Regions from separate parts of the Mus musculus genome. Here regions 2 and 3 are each linked to region 1. A link is a loop called in an ENCODE intact Hi-C map of the cell type or tissue named here. Cell type or tissue: left cerebral cortex. All regions are shown on one strand.

Region 1 (4,000 bases):
AAAGGAAAACTGGTAACAGGAAGGCACAGGTGAGGCAGCAGAGGGCCATCTGAGACACCATTGTTTCTCTGCCTCTGTTCCCTGTAAGTGTGCACGCCATGTTCTCAGGATCCACAAAAGTGGATCAGAATCAGAGGCTCAATGCAAGTCCTAGTAATGTCAAACTGTCCAAACTGCCGTTATCACCACCTGAGAACTACTGCAAAATAAGTAACTTAATTCCTCAACATTGAAGGGATACTTCTGCCATAGTGTGCAACTCAAAACAGTTTGTCAAACTTTTCTGACTGAAAGACATAGATTTTACACTGTGACTTAAAACATGTATATAAGAAGTTTCCCTAAACAAGATTTTTCTTTATCAAATGTGAGGCTAGTGTATTCTGTTTTGCTTTCAATAATCAATAAATTTTTTTAAGATCTCAAAAAAAAATGTTTGGGTTAGGGAAGTAGTACTTTTCGATAGAGCCCATGTCTAGCTTGTGTGAGATATTGAGTATCATCCACAGTACTTGGGGGGGGGGACCCTTTATAATAAGTTGTGTTCTCTTTCTCCCCCCCCCTTACCTCTTCAGCAAGATGGACAGGTATTCTGATATTTTAAGGCTGATTACTACTAGTTTTTATTAAAGCAAGTTGTCCTCAGAATATGACTGATCCCTTGAAGAACACTAAGCATCACTTGGGCTGAATTCTTGACCCCCACCCCTAGGCCTTCTGGTTCCGAAACCTCGGGTGGCGCCAACCAATCTGTATGAAGGCATTTCCAATCTTGGATACTTTCTATGTAACAAACCAGTACTGAGTTCTGCACCAGCCACCACTCTAAAAATTCTACAAATACATTAAAAAAAAAAAAACTTTTTGAAATACCTGTAATCTCAGCACTCAGGAGACAGAGGCACTTGAACTCTGTGAGTTTAGGAGAGCCTGGTCTATACAAAAAACAGCCAGAGCTTCTGCGCAAGACCCTTCCTCAAAAATGTATGAATGAATAAAAAATAAATACAATTTAAATCCCTGTAAGTAAAAACTGCCAGTATTACCAGATAAGTGATAGTACAAGAATTCTAAGTTATTTTCAATTTAGCAGGGTATGCCTATCCGCTTCATGAATACCCTCAATCTGATCCAGTCGGTTTTGCTCCTTTAGTTCGGCTACTCCTCCCCTTTTCCTCTCAAATTCCCCATCCTGTTGATGTCCTTATTTTCCAGTATTTTCGCTGTCATTCTAAAACTCATTTCTAAAGCCCTAGCTTCCAAGCCACTGTCACCTTGCTTTTAAGGACGGAGTCTCTGGTTCAGCTTGGCATATTAGTAGCAATTAGTTTCTCCTGTTCTCGGAAGCCCTCACCAGCACCATTGTTAAATGCTCGATCCATTGGCCTGGCCAGCTTCCTTCCACAAGACCACTCACCCACTCCCGGGCAAGTTTCCCCCAGATCTCTCTAACTCCCTCCCTCCAGGGAAATTACTCTTCCCCTCTTACCTCCATCCCATTTTGCTTAAGGGAACTTGCACTTTCCCGCTGAACCCTTACCCTAGTCTCAAATCCCAACTCGGGCGGCTTAAAGCCTTGGCTCCGAGGGTCCTCAGCTCAGACTCAGGTCCCAAACCCGCTGTGGGGGGCAGGGCGGCCGCGGCCCCTCCCCGGAGGAGTTGGTTCAAGGTCTCCACCCCGCAGACCCTTCCTCCCCCGACAGCTGCCCTTCTCTGGGGGTCGCGCCGTACTCGGTGCCTTTCCTCCGCTCCCTGTCACCCCCCGGACCCCGGCCGCCCTCGGTCTCCCCACCTCCTACTTCTCTCCGACAGGGGCCACTCCCAGTTTTGTCGGCCCCCGCGGCTCCCAGAGCACCGAGAAACCCCGGTATCCCCTAGACTCTCCAGCCCCGGAGCCGCTCGCTCCGGGTCCCCCCCTCGCTCGCAGACCCCCGCCGCTCGGGTCTCTTCAGGAAGTCGCGCACACACCGGCCTCCCGTCACTGTCCCCAGGGCCGCTGCCGGGCAGCCCAAGGGACCTCCCGGCCTGGCCCCCGCCGGAGTCCCGCGCCAACCTACCTTCCCAGCTCCAACTCTGCCGGCAGGAACCCCGCCGATCTCCCGCCGCGCCCGACCCCGACACGACCCGGCCCGCAGCCCTGGCCTCTCGCCCGCGGCCTCCGCCTCCGGAGCGCAAAGCTAGAGTTTCCGGCCCGCCACCGCCTCCGCACCTCAGGCCCGCCTCGCCCGCACTCACCTGCCGCTGGCCCTGAACAACTCCGGCGCCTCAGACTCTACCTCCGCCGCCAGTAGCCACCAAGCGCCACCACCTCCCCCATGACAACAGGCCCGCCCCATACCACACTTCCAACTTATCCATTGGGTGGAGGGGCGGCGGCCCTCTGCTGCGATTGGTTGACTCTTCCTGTCCGTCATCCTCTCTTTACCGCCCCTTTTCCTGGACCGAGTCTTCGCCCCCGCCCGGACCTGGACCGGCCTAGATCATGCTTTAGTTGTAATTGGTTGATGATTGGGCAGTTCGAAGTTATGATAGGCTACTGATAGTGTCTGTTACCTTAACTGGCAAGGAGTGTGCTGGCCACGGTTGGTTCAAGCCCTGTGCACAGTTTGGTTGCGCAGTAGAAAGCAAAGACGGGGCAGACGCTCACGTCCGAGGTTACCGGGAAGGGTTAACTCTTTGTTGTGGGGTTGGCGCAATCTACTCTTCCTTTTCTAGTTCTCTTCCAACAAGGGGAAAAATCTCTGCCAGCTTAAGGAGGGAGCGCTTGGAAAACATCGACTTCAGGGGTTGTGTTTAAGAACAGTCCAATTCCTCAGCCGAAAGGTATCTCATAGATCAAAATTTCCCTCGTGTTTTCTTCAAGTTTCCTTGAAGTTCTTTCCGGTAGTTTTCCATGCTTTAGGTTCGGGCAGAGCGCGGCTGTTTATTAAGCAGCAGTCGGGCTCCCATTGCATTTATAAATATCGCCAAGAAATTATATTTATAATTGTACCTGTCGTATTCTAGAGTTTTCCAGCTTCCAGACCCACTTTCCAGGGTCTGCCAAGTAACCAAACAACCATCATCAAGTTTTAAAAACACGGGCAGCAATTTATCCTTATAGTGATTTGGAAATAAGAATTTCACCGTGCCCCCACCACTACCACTTCCAAGCACAACTTGGCTTTTAAGTTTTGGAGCTCTTAAATAGTATTACTAGCTATCTGGCAGATACCAATTAGTCTCAGTCTCTCTTCTCTTCTCTTCTCTTCTCTTCTCTTCTCTTTCTCTCTCTCTCCATCCCTCTTCCCTCCTCCTTCTGCCCCCCCCCCCACGTTTGCTCTTTTTCTACCTCTCCTATCCTAAGCAGCCTAAAATAGAACCATTGAATGAATCGCAGGGTTTTTCCCCCATCACTTGGTACAATACACAAGAATAAATGATCGCATTTCTCGTTCATTTGGGTACAAGTCCCAGTAGGCATTTTTGAGAGATCTGGTGTTGCTATAAAAACTCTCTGCTCCTAGAAATGCATTCATCATTAGCTTTCTCTGCTTTTTCATCCCCAGCGCTTTTCCTGCTCCTAAATAAGAAAATGTGGCCTGATTACTCTTGCAGTTTCTAAGTCAAATTTAAATATACCTTCTCCACAACCCCACGGGGAATAGGCAAAGCTGTGGTAATAGATTTTTAAGGAGGTCTATGCTCTCAAACACAAGGTCTTGGAATAAAGGCCTTCCGGTGGATCCCGGAGTGGACTTTGGAAATTTTGTACTTTGCCTTTTTGCTGTAACTCCTGCCATATCTCTTCTGTTTATTAACCTTCTGCCCTTTACAGAGCAAGCTCCAGAATCTAAAACTATGTAGCTTATTATTATGAGGTAGGGGTTGTGGGGAGGGAGAGCTGTCTATATTTTTAGTTGAGCTGAAATAAACTGCATATTTCTATCATCAAACTAAGTGGAAATTATTCCTCCAGTAACTATACATAACAATGAAGTGGGGTGGTTTTTTTCCCCCT
Region 2 (4,000 bases), 200 kb before region 1:
TTTTTTTTTTTAGGGAAAAGAGGGCTTCTAAGAATTTTTCCTTTTCTTTGTCACTTCTAACTGTATTTGAGATTGTATTCAACTATTAAGATTAGTGTCTTCTAGAAAGGAACAGGGCGGCCAGTTCAAAATAAAACAGTCCTATGAGGGGGGAGTGAGGATGATCATAGGAAAGATAAAAAAAATATATGCAAGGGACAGGTATGGGAGGGCTGCAGGTCAATACCACACCAGCATCAAGTGTATTTCTCATAGCCTTCTTATACTACAGTACCGAGGGAAGCAAAGCCATAGGCTAACAGAAACAATTGCTGAAAAATACACAGGTGACATCTATTCTCATCCAAAAGCCTCCCTGTTCCTTCCACCAAGGTCAATAGAATCTTCAGCCCCTTGCCTTGAGCCTCAAGTGCACCTCCTCTTATTGTTCCATGCCTCAGCAGGCCAGGAAATCTGCCATCAGACCCTCACCTGCCTTGATTCTGCCTGGCAGGCAGACTCACAAACACACACACACACTCACTCTCTCTCTCTCTCTCTCTCTCTCTCTCTCTCTCTCTCCCCCCTCTCCCTCTCTCCTCTGCTTCCAACATAGAAAATTTTAGAGAATCTGTCCACTGTATTTTTATAAATACAGAGAGATGGGTTCATTTTAGTTCAGCGTTTTCAGGGTTAGCAAAAATAATGTCTATTGTTGTGGGCTACAGGGTATTTCTCAGTGGTACTTGCATGCATTCTTAGCTGCCCTCACCTAACAGGCACACACACACAGCCCTATCCTGGCCAGAGTGGGGTCTCAGCGCCTCCCATCTTTGTCTTTTCTACAGCTGCTATGCCCCTCAAATCCTGGGTTGTCTTCCTACTTTGGCACCAACTGTTGTTTTGACCTTCTGTCTCACCGGTGGTTAGAGTGCACATGTGAATGGGATGTGTGTGTTGGGATGCAGTGTTGTTTTTTGTTTGTTTGTTTGTTTGGGTTTTTTAAATATATTTTTGTTTTGTTTTCAAGTTAATGCTGAACTCATAGAATGGGTTGGGAAGTGATGTACCCTCCTGGTCTCTTTTCTTCATTTACACCTAAGAATTGGAACATATGTGTTGTCTTGCTGTTCGTGTTTATTGAGTCTTCTTTCACATAAACAGGTTTTTCTAGTATTTATATATTGTATAATTTGGGTTATATCTTGGGCACTTTGTTTTCAGTTTTTAAAAATCAAGTATTTTATTTATTACTAGTTCTGTCAAGAGTTCAGGCCAGGAAATTTCATAGTGAAACTCTATTTAGAAAACAAGAGTCTGGAGAGATGGCTCAGCAGTTAAGAGCACTGGCTGCTTTTTCAGAGGTCATGAGTTCAATTCCCAGTACTCACATGGAGGCTCACAACCATCTGTAACTACAGTTTAGGAAAATTTGACACCCTCTTCTGGCCTCTGCCCCTGACTGACTAACAAACACACATACACACACAGTGCATAAATATACATGTAGACAAAACACCCATACACATAAAATACCTTTTTAAAATAGAACAAGAGTCACGGCCACATACGCTTCCTGGGAGATAGAGCAGTGAACTCGAATGGCTTCCAGATAGGATTTCTGGTTTCTTGGGACTTTTCTGTCTTTGTTCTTCCAGCTAGACACTGAGACTGTTTCCTGGTGTCAGGGCCAAAAGCTGGGAAGTCAGGGAGCTACACAAGACTCGTCTCATACCCTGATGAACACCGGCTCCCGTCAGAATGAAGATTTTGTTCTCCCTAAGTGCAGGGCTCCAGCCTCCTCTTTCCTACGACTTGGGGGTGGCTGGTGGCTGGCTTAAGAGAGACCAGTGGATCTCCCCTTGTCTTGCTAGTGCCAGCTCTGGCAGGCCTTGCATGGAAGTGAGCAGAAAGGAAGGGTTAAAGGCTACTGAAGCCACGCCACTTGCACTTTCCTAGCTCCCTGCCTTCTCTCGTAGTCCGCAGCTAGCTGAGGTTTGAGTTCTTCCAGGTGCAGCTGTAAACAGAGAAGAGACCGTAGAACGTGCTTAATTCTGTCAGCTAGACCTGGCCTTCACATTTGGGTCAGTTCTGTACATGTTTTAATTATGCTAAATTTGAAAACATCTGGAATGTTGGTACCCAACTCTATTTCTACCCTCGTTCATCTGTGCTGTTTCGTGTTGTTTTTTAATGAGTCTTAGGAAGCACAGCCAATTCCATACAAGAATGTTGTTTACTTTGACTTCCAGCATGAAGTAGAGCGAGCTTTTGAGCCAGACATTCAGAAGCAGCTTGCTGGGACCTGTTTGCAAGCAAGCCCTGAGGGTTTCTCCCAGCAGTGTTTGATTGTACAGTGTCTGCAGGAAGGGCGTGGGGGCCCTGACAGGGACAGACACAGAAGAGCCAGTTGGTTGTGATGCGTTTGTGACAGATGATCTGTAACTTTAAAGGCATGAGGTTTCTAGCACGGATGGCTCAGGTTTAAAGAGTGCTCAGTGCTGGCAGCAGAGCTCCTGACTCTGGCCTTTGGGGAGCCGTGGGAGCTGCTAAGCTGGAGACTTGAGAAGGCTTGCTTGCTGTTGATTGTCCAGACTAGGGGTGCTCCTTAAGGCTTTGACAATCATAGCTGACCAGTCTGAACTGGAAAGTTTTACATCCTTATTACAGGCAAATTACAATATAAAGAATGAAACAAACATGGTAAGTCAGAATGTCCAGGTGCCCATAGAGACCAGACATCTCCTGAGAACTGTTCAGTGGGGGTTCGAAAGAACAGCATATGCTCTTAACTACTGAGCCATCGTTTTTTTCTAACAGTAAAGACTCTTCCTACTTTTTTATTTTGACATCATGATAGTTCCAAAAATTTAAAGTAGAAGATAGCTGTTCAATAAAAGCCTACACACACACACACACACACACACACACACACACACACACACACACACAAACACACATATATATAAATTATACAGAAATTATTTTAAAAGCCTGTCATATAACAGATTCATTTGGTGCTACCAAAAACTTACGATACAAATAAACAACTACAAAGGAAACCATCACTAAACTAAGACACACAGGACCTATGCTTCATTTCAGGGGAAACCCCAAATAACCTCTATCATGTTAGAGGAGCCATGTCCATCTGCCATGTTCTGATTACATACATCTCTCCAAACCCTTTATTGCTCTTTTTGTCCATATTTTTTTCTTTCTATTTATGGGCCAGAGTAAATAATAAAAATTATCTTTATTGATAACTGTTTTTTGACAAGTGAATGCCAAATGATGTCTTTTGTTTATTTTTAAAAAGAACTTGGGACTGGTGAGAGCTCAGCAGGTAAGAGCACTGACTGCTCTTCCAAAGGTCCCGAGTATGTGTATATGTCTTTCTGTTTCATTCTCTGACTGCACCCAGGATTCTCACATAAGTATGTGCTGATCCCCAAAGCTGCATTTGTTCTGACATTTAAAAGGAGAACATGGAAGCCAGGCAGTGGTGCTGCTCACCTTTAATCCCAGCGCTCAGTAGGCAGAGGTAGGCGGATTTCTGAGTTCAAGGCCAGCCTGGTCTACAGAGTGAGTTCCAAATCAGCCAAAGCTACCCAGAGAAACCCTGTCTCAGAAAAAGAAAAAGTAGACGATGGACATGGGCTAGAACCAGTAATGTAGCAGTTGCCAGCGTGTGAAAGGCTGGTGTACCCCAGCCTCGACGAAGGACAACTAGAAAGCAGACTGTAGCACATACTGTTTCTCATGTTAAAAGTCTCCTTGTTTCTAAACTGTGGGATCTGTTGGTTACATTTGAGTTGTCTCTCTTCTAGGTCATCCACGCCTGGCTTATTATTTCATCTCTGTTGTTGCTGTTCTTTTTTTCGTTCATTTACTTAGGGTAAGTAATACAGGGTTTTGGTCTCTCTCTCCATTAACTCTGACATCCACCACTCCCTTAGAGCCATGTACCTTGCTGATGAATTAGTCTAAGTAATCATTTTTTCTACATACTGTATCTTAA
Region 3 (4,000 bases), 47 kb before region 1:
ATCATACTCTACTAGACAAGAAGAACTCAAATTCTTACCGAATGTTCATCTTTTTCATTTATTTATATGTATGGTTCTTTAAAATAAACTTTTTGGTTTTTACTTTTTAAATTAAAAAAATTGGTATTATATCACTTCCCTTCTTCCTTTTCTTCCTCCAACTCTTCTCATGAACCCACTGGCTCTCTCTCAAATGTCTGGTGCGTGTGTGCGCGTGTGTATGTGCATGTGTGTTTCTAAATACAATCTGCTCAGTATATATGATATTGCTTGTATGTCTATGATCTCAGGGCCCTTGGTATTGGAAAACCAAGTGAGGTGTTCTTCCAAGAAGACAATTTATTATTCCCCAATCTCAGCATTCCCCAGTTACCTGTGATTCTTTGTCTAGACTTGAGGCCCCAAAAGCTTTCATTTGTTTGTTTGTTTGTTTTTAAGACACAGTTTCTAAATGTAGCCCAGGTTGTCCTGAAACTTAACTCTGTAGAGCAGGGTGGGCTGGAACTCAGAGATCCACCTGTCTTTGCCTCTGAAGTGATGGGATTGAAAGTGTGTGGTACCACCATGCCCAGCTTAAATCTTTTTTTAAAATATATATTTATTTTATGTATACAAGCATTCTACATGCATGTAAGATTTGCATTATGTACATATCTGGTGCCAAAGGAGGTCAAAAGGCATCATTTGGAACTGGAATTACAAATGGTTATAAGCCACTATGTGGGTCCTCTGAAAGAGGAACAAGTGCTCTTAACCAGTGGATCATCAATCCAGTCCCAACTCTTTGGGTTTTTTTGAGATGAAGGTGAGGGGTCATATTTTGTAGCTAGGCAGGCTGACCTTAAATTAAACCCTTGATCCTTCTGTCTCAGTCTCTGAAGTGTTGAGACTCTTAAGTATATAAAACACTTAAGAGCATGCCTACATACAAACACACAATATTTTGAGACAAATTCTTGCTATGTTAGTCTGGCTGATCTAGAATTTACTATGCATACAAGGTGGCCTGAAACTTACAGCAATCCAACTGCCTCTGCTTCCCAGGTTAACTAGAGATTATTTATTAATCTGAGATTACAGTGTGTGCCACCATATCTGTATATCTACAAGTTGTAGTGTTGGGGATCAATCCTAGATCTCATGCATTATATTATATATTCTCTGGATCAGCGGGAAAGACGCATGGTGCCAAGCCTGACAACCTGAGTTTAATCCCAAGAGTCTACAGTAGAAGGAGAGGACTGACTCCTGAAAGCTGTCCTCTGATCTCTACATGTATGCTGTGGCACTAGTGCATCCTCCACACACCTAATAACATAATTTTAAAAATACAAGCTGTAAGCCGGGCAGTGGTGGCGCACGCCTTTAATCCCAGCACTTGGGAGGCAGAGGCAGGTGGATTTCTGAGCTTGAGGCTAGCCTGGTCTACAGAGTGAGTTCTAGGGCAGCCAGGGCTACACAGAAAAACCCTGTCTTTTCTTTTTTTTTTTTTTTTTTTTTTTGGTTTTTCGAGACAGGGAACTCAGAAACCCGCCTGCCTCTGCCTCCTGAGTGCTGGGATTAAAGGCATGCGCCACCTCTGCCCGGCGAGAAACCCTGTCTTGAAAGAAGGAAAAAAAAAAAAACAAACAAAAACAAAAAACAATACAAGCTGTGACAAATTATATTCCTAGAAGGTATCTAGAGTAGTTGACTCCCTATCAGATGCAATGGGATGCTGATAGTCCTGCCTTCAAGGGGTTGGGCTTATGGCTGCTTTCCAATTCTCCTAACCTACATGGACTCTTACAACTTCTTAAAAATGGGATGAAGTGATTCTATGTGACTTCTAAGCTAAGTAAAGTAAGCCATGTCCCTTCACCCTCCTCTCTTGGGATGTTCTTTCTTGAATCTAGTTAGCCATGCTGTAAGAAAGCCACACAGTCACAAGGAGAAGTGAAGTGTAGGTGTTCTGGCCAACAGCCCAGGGTGAGCACTCAGCCAAGTCAGCATTCACCACCAGACTCAGGAGTGAGCAAGCATTCAGATAATTCCAGTTCCTAGGCGCTGAGTCACACTCCTAGATACCCCACCTCATGCCATGTTAACGGAGACAAGCAAACCCATCAAATGATAATTAAAACAAACCTGCCTGCCAGGCGTGCTGACGGACACCTTTACTTGTTTTTATTTTTATTTTTATTTTTTTGGTTCACACAGGCCTGATCCCACCAGCACTGTTTTTATGCACAAGAACCCTGGATTTGAGTACCCAGCAACCAATTTCCAGCCCCAAATTGGGAATTCCAATGCACAAAGGCAGGGAGGACTTAGAGATCACACTTCCAGTCTCAAAGCTGAATAGCACTGAGGAAGTCCTCACTGTCCGTGTCTTGGAGGAAGCAGGGTAAGGCAGGAGGGCTTGGATGTGAAAGGATCTGGGCCCCCAAGGCCAGCTGGGACATACTTAGCTCTCTGCCCTTATGCATGATGTAAAAGTGGAAATGAAAACCACTGCTACAAGTTGTATGCCTCAGTGACCAGTCATAACAGGACTGAGCATAGTGTCTGATCCTAAATGGGGACCTGCATAAGTCATTGAGATGAATCAGCCTCTAGGAACCAGCAACCAGCTCACCTCACTCAGCACCTGGTCCACAGTATGGACACCTTCAGAAGATATAGCCCAGGGATCCGGCTTCCCAGCCAGCAGGACATCCAGCATGCCCTTCTGGAGGACCTCACCAAAGGACCCACTAGGGAAGTCCAGTGCTTGACATCCATGGTCTCCCAGCATAGACTGGGTACATGGGCTTAGCGAACTTTCATGGCCGCCACCACTACTGGAGCGTAATCTACACTGGTCATATTAGGGAAGCCACCAAGGAATACTCAATAGCTCAAGGCACTGTTCCTACCACCTAGCACGAGAATACGGTCCTCAGGACACAGCTCCGGCTCTAGGAGGGCATGGAGGGAAGCCAAGTCCCGGAACCACTTGCATAGGGTCCAGAGTTAGCCACATCTTTGTTGTGCTGGTCCCAGTACTGGACTTGGCAGCACTGGAAGTTCCTCTTGAGAAACTCCAAAGGAGACACAGGAGTCTAAAGAGAGGCCATGCTCCGGGCTATGCCTCAACCAGGGGAGGACTTAGGAGCCCCGACACACACCTTTTATCCCAGCAATCAAGAGGCAGAGGCAGGTGAAATGCTGAGTTTAAAGCCAGCATGGACTACATACATAGCAAGTTAGAGGTCAGCCAAGGCTACAGAGTAAGACCCTATCTCAAAAAAAAAAAAGATAATAGCTAGATAGTTAATGCTTTAAAAGCTACTAAATTTATAGTAATTTGTAATAAAATCATTAATTGTCACACAAGTTCATAAACACAATTTAAAAATGCAAAAAAGGAAACAAAATTATCCTATTTTACCACTAAATATTCAATATTGAAATATTCAAAACTTACCATTAAATATTAAACATTAAAGAATACTTAATATTCTTTAAAATAAAGAAAGTGTATTACCCACTGCCTAAAATTTGGAGTGCTTTGTTTTTACCAAGAAAAGTGGTTAAAAGTTTAAAGCCAGTTAACTAGTTGATCTAAACAAAAACAAAGGGTGCTGGAGAGGTGGTCTGGCCACTGAGAGCACTGACTGTTCTTCTAGAGCCAGGTATCATTCCCAGCACCCACATGATGGCTCAAGAAAACCTTTAATTCCAGTTCCAAATTCATCACTCTTATGGCCTTCTCAGGTAGCAGGTATGCATATGGTATACAGATATACATATAACACAGGCATCCAAGCAGGCAAAACACCTACACATATAAAGTAAAATTTAGGAAGACCATGAAGGAAGGACTTGTCCAGCAGTTAATAACCCACTGTCTTTTACCTACCTGCCTTGAGAAGGTATTTGAGGACTGTGGCCCACCAGTACTCCAGTCTGTGGCTATGTGGCTCTGGATCAGGATCTTGGTTGCCAAGGTGGCTGCACTGGCAGTCTCCCCTGGAAA

Evidence for each region. A loop is a pair of places that touch in the nucleus more often than their neighbours do. Peaks named below come from ENCODE experiments on the same cell type or tissue, not always from the same donor. Only the 100,000 strongest peaks of a DNase experiment are listed, where the experiment ranks them.
Region 2: a loop joins it to region 1, with 1.9 times the contacts of the local background. A loop is called at or near these places in 16 of 42 quality-filtered maps.
Region 3: a loop joins it to region 1, with 2.1 times the contacts of the local background. A loop is called at or near these places in 4 of 42 quality-filtered maps.

The regions. Positions count from the first base shown.
Region 1 is chr12:83,919,583-83,923,582 of GRCm38, forward strand. It overlaps Gm31386 (a long non-coding RNA gene), which reads left to right and starts at 2,306. Exons shown (of 3, transcript XR_381772.3): 1 at 2,306-2,823. It also overlaps a transcript of Numb not described here. In left cerebral cortex, a CTCF peak has its summit at 2,251; DNase peaks (open chromatin) are centred at 1,434, 2,450 and 3,617; H3K4me3 peaks cover 2,682 bases; H3K27ac peaks cover 2,656 bases.
Region 2 is chr12:83,719,182-83,723,181 of GRCm38, forward strand. It overlaps Psen1 (presenilin 1), which reads left to right. Exons shown (of 12, transcript NM_001362271.1): 6 at 3,810-3,877. Among named protein-coding and RNA genes, the nearest start is that of Psen1, 33 kb to the left of the region's middle. In left cerebral cortex, no CTCF peak of the experiment used is centred here; a DNase peak (open chromatin) is centred at 2,345; H3K27ac peaks cover 749 bases.
Region 3 is chr12:83,872,785-83,876,784 of GRCm38, forward strand. It overlaps a transcript of Numb not described here and the pseudogene Gm3791. Among named protein-coding and RNA genes, the nearest start is that of Numb, 32 kb to the left of the region's middle. In left cerebral cortex, no CTCF peak of the experiment used is centred here; a DNase peak (open chromatin) is centred at 1,974; H3K27ac peaks cover 922 bases.